Regions from separate parts of the Homo sapiens genome. Here region 2 is linked to region 1. The links are chromatin loops, found by intact Hi-C in ENCODE. Cell type or tissue: CD4-positive, alpha-beta T cell. All regions are shown on one strand. Links, peaks and the distances in the headings refer to the core of each region. The heading gives the core; the rest is flanking DNA. Region 1 has its middle 56 kb from the start of LINC01581. Region 2 overlaps LETR1 (lymphatic endothelial transcriptional regulator lncRNA 1).

Region 1 (2,922 bases), core at 293-2,792:
GGGATTACAGGCATGGAGGAACCAACTCCGGACACAACGGGATTACAGGCGTGAGCCACGCCAGGACGAGGCAGTGGTTCTTACACTGTAGTATGCGTTGACTAAATAAATGGTCTCTTAAAATACAGATTGCTACCCTGCCCCCCCCCCCGCCCCCCAGCCACCACTCCCAAACTCCCCAGCCATTTCTGCATTTATGGTTTTGGGTGAGTCCTAAAAATTTGCCTTTACCATAAAAGGTTGATATGGCTGGCCTTGGGACCACATTTTGTAAATCACTGCAATGGCAGTAATTCTAAGCCTTGGTTGCGTCTTGAAAGCTGGAGAACTTTCAAAGATGCTCATGCCTGGGCTACATCCACAGAAGTTCTGGTTTCATTGGTCTGGGGTGGGGTCTGTTTATGAGGAGTTTCAAGAGCTTTCCGGGTGACCTAAATGTGTACAAGTTAAAGATAACTTACCTAGGATATATCAGAAGTAGTGTATTTTAGAAAAGAGCCATTCGATTATGAATTTAATAAATATGAATTGAGTACCTACCATCATTCCAGCCCTGTGCTATGTAATGGGAAAACAGATATAAATAAGAACGAAAGAGGAAGATTGCCACATTGATAGCTGCTAGAGTGACAGCCTGCCAATGAGCTTGTGCACAGAAGGCTGCTAAGATGGTTGGGATGTATGTGGAAGGCTGTGAAGTTCAAGTGAGAGAAGGTTTCACTAAGGAACTTGAACTGAGTTTTGAGGGATGAGTGAGCATGATGTTTTATGAGCAGAGAATAGGGGAAGGACATTTCAGAGAGAAGGCAGCCATAAGTGAAGGCCCGGAGTTGGGAATGGACACAGTATGTGTTCACGGGCTGCAGCCTGGTGTAGTGGTGCAGAACAGGGTAGGAGAAACAGGCTAAGATAGATTTCCATGCTTAGACTTATCCTATGGGATTTGACGGGGTATTTGAGGGTTTTAGGAGGAAAGTGATAGAAATAGATTTCATCAAGTACATCAAGAGGTAGGAAGATCTACCTGAGAAACATTCTCCAGATAAATGGGCACATAGAATAATCAGGACACCAGCTTCCCCCCGCCTTTAGCTAATCCGTCAACGTCTGATTAGAAGTGCAAGGAAAAGGGGGACGCATTTCTTTTCACTGCAAGTAGAGCTGTTTCAGACTTTGGGAATCTTGGGAGAAAAAGAGTAAATGCGGAGAGAGAAGACATCAGAGAGGAGAAGAAGGAGAAGGAAAGCGCAACAGAAATGACACTGTGATTCAAATCAGTTCAGAAACAGCAAATACAAATAAAAGAAGTGAAAAAAATTTCTCCAACTGCCCCTGATCCTCTGAAACCCTTTCCCAGTGAGGCCAAAGGCCACATACAGTAGCCTGCACTGCCCCCTGCAGGTAGAATACAGAAACGGCAATGATTGAATCTGGATTTTATTCTCAGCTTCGGAGAAAGCAGAGGTAACAAGAATGTGCCTTGTGTATCATCAATCTGCCCTCCAGCTAGGCCTGCGTATTACTTCTTTACTGTTTACGTTTAAGCCTAGTTTTTTTAATTACCATTTTTTTGTTTACATGTAAGCCTAGTTTTCTACTTACCATTTTTGTTGTTTACATTTAAGCCTAGTTTTTAATTACCATTTTTGTTGTTTACATTTAAGCCTAGTTTTTTAATTACCATTTTTTCACGGCTCTTTAAAAACACTTTTTTCCTCACATTTTACATCTGAAATTAGAATGTGTCTTGGAATCAGTTTAATTGACAAGTTTTTTTGTCTTTTCTTTATGATACATGACAGAGCATCTCACAACTGATGGCATCTTAGATTTGGCAATATTTATTTTGCATATGTCAAAGGTATGGCCTGGTGGAAGAGGAATGATGTTTTTGAGTAAGATACATCTGCTGTCACCTTGACTCTGATATCCCTTCTTACCTAAATTTTGGCTCTCCATTACTTACCAGCAATTTGATTTTCAGCAAGTTAATTATCTCTCTGAGTCTTGATTTCTTCGTCTTTAATGCTACTTACAAGATTTTGTACGAGTTAAATGAAATTCCATCTAAAGTCCTTGAACAGGCCTCACCTAGCCCATTAAAGTACCCAATAAATGACAGTTATTTCCAAATTTAAGTCTCAAAAAACAGATAGCTGTCCTGCTACTAACTGAGCGAAAAGCATTCAGACAAAACTACCCGCTCTTCATCCGAACCTGCTGTTGTATCCCAAATGCAATCTGTGTGGATTAATCCTTGGAATTTATGAGAGCTACTGCTGAGAGGCTTGCTTTATGTTGATCACAAAAGGCATGAGGGTTCAGATGAAGTCTGTGGGGGCATTTATTTTAAATGCACCTATTTGGATGCTTAAAGTCTTAAGCAGAACCCAGCTATCTTTGCCCACTATAATTCAAAGCCTCCTGTCTCCAAACGGTGTTAATTTTTTTTCCTGTGCCCTTAAAACTCTCCAGCTTGGTTTCTGCTTTATTCTGATAAACCTGGAAGTGCAGGGCCAAGCCTTTTAAGTAAAACTGCTTTTCCGGTATTTAAGGCGGTTGAACATAAATGAAATAGAAAATGACAATGATAACAGGTAATGCTATCGCTGCCTGCTGGATGCTGTTTGTAGCTCTCCCTAGCAATCACAGGATAAAATAAAGCCCATGTTGAAGGGCAGTTTCTCTAATTGCTGCCAAGGGATATGAGCAGCGTGGACTTGAAGCCTCTGTTAGCTCTGCAGGGGGCAGCTCTCAGGAGCACCTGGATGAAAATGGGGCTTATAAAGATGTTCCGAAGCAAGCTTTCATGTTTGCCAAGTGGCTGCCCCTTGAACTCCCTAATATTCCTTTTTTTTCCTTAAGTGATATGAAATCATACAGTTCAAGTTCTTAGCGTGAGTCCCAAGGAGAGAGAAGGAG
Region 2 (2,922 bases), core at 266-2,765, 1.1 Mb before region 1:
ATAATGTTTGCCTGTGTGAACAAGGATGAATTTTTTTTTCCTCTAATTAAACTCCCATGAGACTCAAGCTGCTTTGGAGTTGATCTTACTCAGAGAATGCTTTTCTCCTGTCCTCCCGCTCCTCACTCTCCTCTTCCTCCTCCCCTTCCAGTCTGTAGAGAGCTTCCCAGAACCCCACTCAAAATCTCAGTAATGTCAGCAGCCTCTCTCAAGCCACATGGCGAGGGTACAGAGCTAGACAGCAAGACAGCAAGATAAGAAGTGAGCGCCTCTCTGTCCCTCTGTGGACCTGTGGTTCCCTGGAGCAGTTTTTAAAGAAAGGCATAGACTGACATGGTTACAACCCAGTTGACATGTCTCACAATAAGAAAAGCTACCTAGTGTATGAATTGTTGTTTTGGACTATTCTTCTTGAGTAAAGCATTTGCCTTTTATACTGAAATAGATCAAACAATAGCAAGAATTCTGCTTTAAAAATACTATTGATTATTTGTTATCACTACAGCCATAGCATTCTTTTTGAACTAACTCTGACTGTGTCATTTGAATGCCAGCCAACACACCATTACAAGCCAGGTACTCACCCTGCAAAACCAGTCTGAAAAGAGAAGGCTGGCCAAAGGCTACTCAGATGTAGCCTGGTGGCAATGAGGGCTCTGGAAAATGTGTAGCTGTGACTAGAAATCAAATATGAGTGAGGAGAAAGCCTCTCTCTTTGTCCGAGGGAGTGATCACATGTTGACAGCTGGAATTTACATGGCTCCTTATTCAATAAACTAGCGCCTTCCCTGCATTCCAACATCAGCAACACAATAGTGGCACAGAAGCAAACTGACACATTACACATGGTCCAGCTGTCCCGCCTGTCCACTCTCCACGGATGCCTCCTCCTCCTCCTTCTCCTCCTCGGTCTGTCCCGTCTTCCTCCAACATGGGGTTTCACTTCTGCAAGATCTAAACACACACTCATTGGATGATGCCTATATCATGGGTGCTTGATTTTGTGTGCCTTCCAACACTTGCCTGCATGCAAGATATGAGTTCTACATTAAAGATGAATAACAAACAAGCAAGAACTCAGGATACGATAAAAACTCAAACAAATGTCTTCCACTTCATTGTCAGCTGAAAAAAAAGCTGTGCGTGATCAACGTTTCCCACATCAAAATCTTTCGGACATCACAAACCCTTACTTTGGGTGTGCGTGGTTTTCTTTATGAACTTGAACACAAAGGGAATGTGACCTGTGGAGTAGTAAGTGGTATAACTAGTGCAAATTGTTTTTATTACCTCCTGTACAAAAAATGGTCATCTGAAAAGAAATGTGAAGTTCCACAGTATCTGACAGTATACCATGCTTTCTCTGAATATATGTGTGTGTGTGTGTGTGTGTGTGTGTGTGTGTGTATAATATTATAATTTTGGCAACACCATGCACTTTTTGGTTAATAGCTTCTATTAAGAAGTCCCAAAATTTTCCCAGAAGGAATGTTGTATTAGGGACAATGTCTGTTTATAGTGGTGATGTATATTGTTTGGCAAAGCACAGCAGAGTACACAAAACATACATCAAATGACCCTGTGCCTCGTAAACCTGTCCATTCAGTCTAGAAATTTTCCTGCTTAAAATATACACTTTACAGATTATGACAAAACTCATCAGTAATTCCCACACTGCTCTATATCCTTAACATATGGAAAAGGAGGGAAAAAGGCATTACGTGTTATGAAGCAGCCATTAAACTTTAATCTCTACCACTAGGGGGCAGAATGCAGACTTTTCTAAACTGACTGCTAGGCAATCAACCATCACATCATTGTAACATTGAAGACACTTCAAAAAGACTCAGATGTTTAACTCTTGTGCTAGTGATCATACATTCATATTGGGCTGCAGGCCAAAAGAGAGAAGAAAAAAAATCCAGAGACTTGCGGCTGAAAAGCTATAAAGTGGTGAATTTTACCTTAGAGCAAAACCATCTTCAGTGACAAATTTCAAAGGCCATATGTATGTGATTTTCATGAAAAGCAGACGACCCTAAATTTCTTTGTTTAACTGGAAGCGATCTTCCTTACAGAACCAGCGGATTCTTTTTTCGTAATTCCCCTTGTTTATTGTGCTGTTAGAAAATTCACTTTCCTTTTTAGCGCTACAATCAGGATTCTAGAAATGCTATTTAATGCCAACGGGTATTTCATTAACACCGCCACCTCCAGCATCTTCAAGGATATCACCTCAGGCACAACGTTACTGATGGAGAATGTTTAGAGTATTCTGATAAAATAGGGTTCTTTCTTTTTCCTTTTTAAATTAAATCCTCCAACGCAACCTTTATTCTATGGTAACAGCCCGATGTTCCCTATCAAATTTTCCCAAGACAGGACATTACAGTTTTTCCCCTGTAATTAAAGCCACAAATGTCTAAAAATGATGAGTCAATAGGATTACAGACATTACTTCTCACAAAAAATTGAGTTTTGACTCACATGTCCTATTGAGGGGATTTGCGACTTAATAGCCACATATTTCAATTTACTTTTTAGGCCCTGTAACCACATAGTTGTAATATAGTTTAGACTATTGTAAAAGCTGAGAAACACACCCAAACCTAATCAGTGGCAGGTTTCCTAGGTTAATAAACTTAAGGAATAGTTTTGGGGTTATGGGCAGGGTTCACTTGTCAGCTAGACATTCTGAGAGTTTGCAAATTCAAATTCCAATACATTTGGTTTTTTTCAAAAAGGAGACGACTTTTGCTTAGTTCCTATTTTCATGAAATTGTGATCCCAGGAAAGCTGGAAAACCCAGTGAAGTGCTGGGTTTGACATTGTCCCTGCCCCCACCTGTGCTTTCTTTTAAAGCAAGGTGTTTCCTAAACAGAGATAGTGCCGAAAGGAGACACATATCGCTTTTTGCATCAG

What was found. Peaks named below come from ENCODE experiments on the same cell type or tissue, not always from the same donor. Only the 100,000 strongest peaks of a DNase experiment are listed, where the experiment ranks them.
Region 2: a loop joins it to region 1, with 22 times the contacts of the local background. A loop is called at or near these places in 5 of 110 quality-filtered maps.

What each region holds. Positions count from the first base shown.
Region 1 is chr15:94,162,883-94,165,804 of GRCh38, reverse strand. No RefSeq gene overlaps it. Among named protein-coding and RNA genes, the nearest start is that of LINC01581, 56 kb to the right of the region's middle. In CD4-positive, alpha-beta T cell, for the core only: a CTCF peak has its summit at 1,408 (motif pointing left); a DNase peak (open chromatin) is centred at 1,394.
Region 2 is chr15:95,290,914-95,293,835 of GRCh38, reverse strand. All of the region lies in intron 1 of LETR1 (lymphatic endothelial transcriptional regulator lncRNA 1), which reads left to right. Among named protein-coding and RNA genes, the nearest start is that of LETR1, 35 kb to the left of the region's middle. In CD4-positive, alpha-beta T cell, for the core only: CTCF peaks have their summits at 1,550 and 1,749 (motif pointing right); no DNase peak of the experiment used is centred there.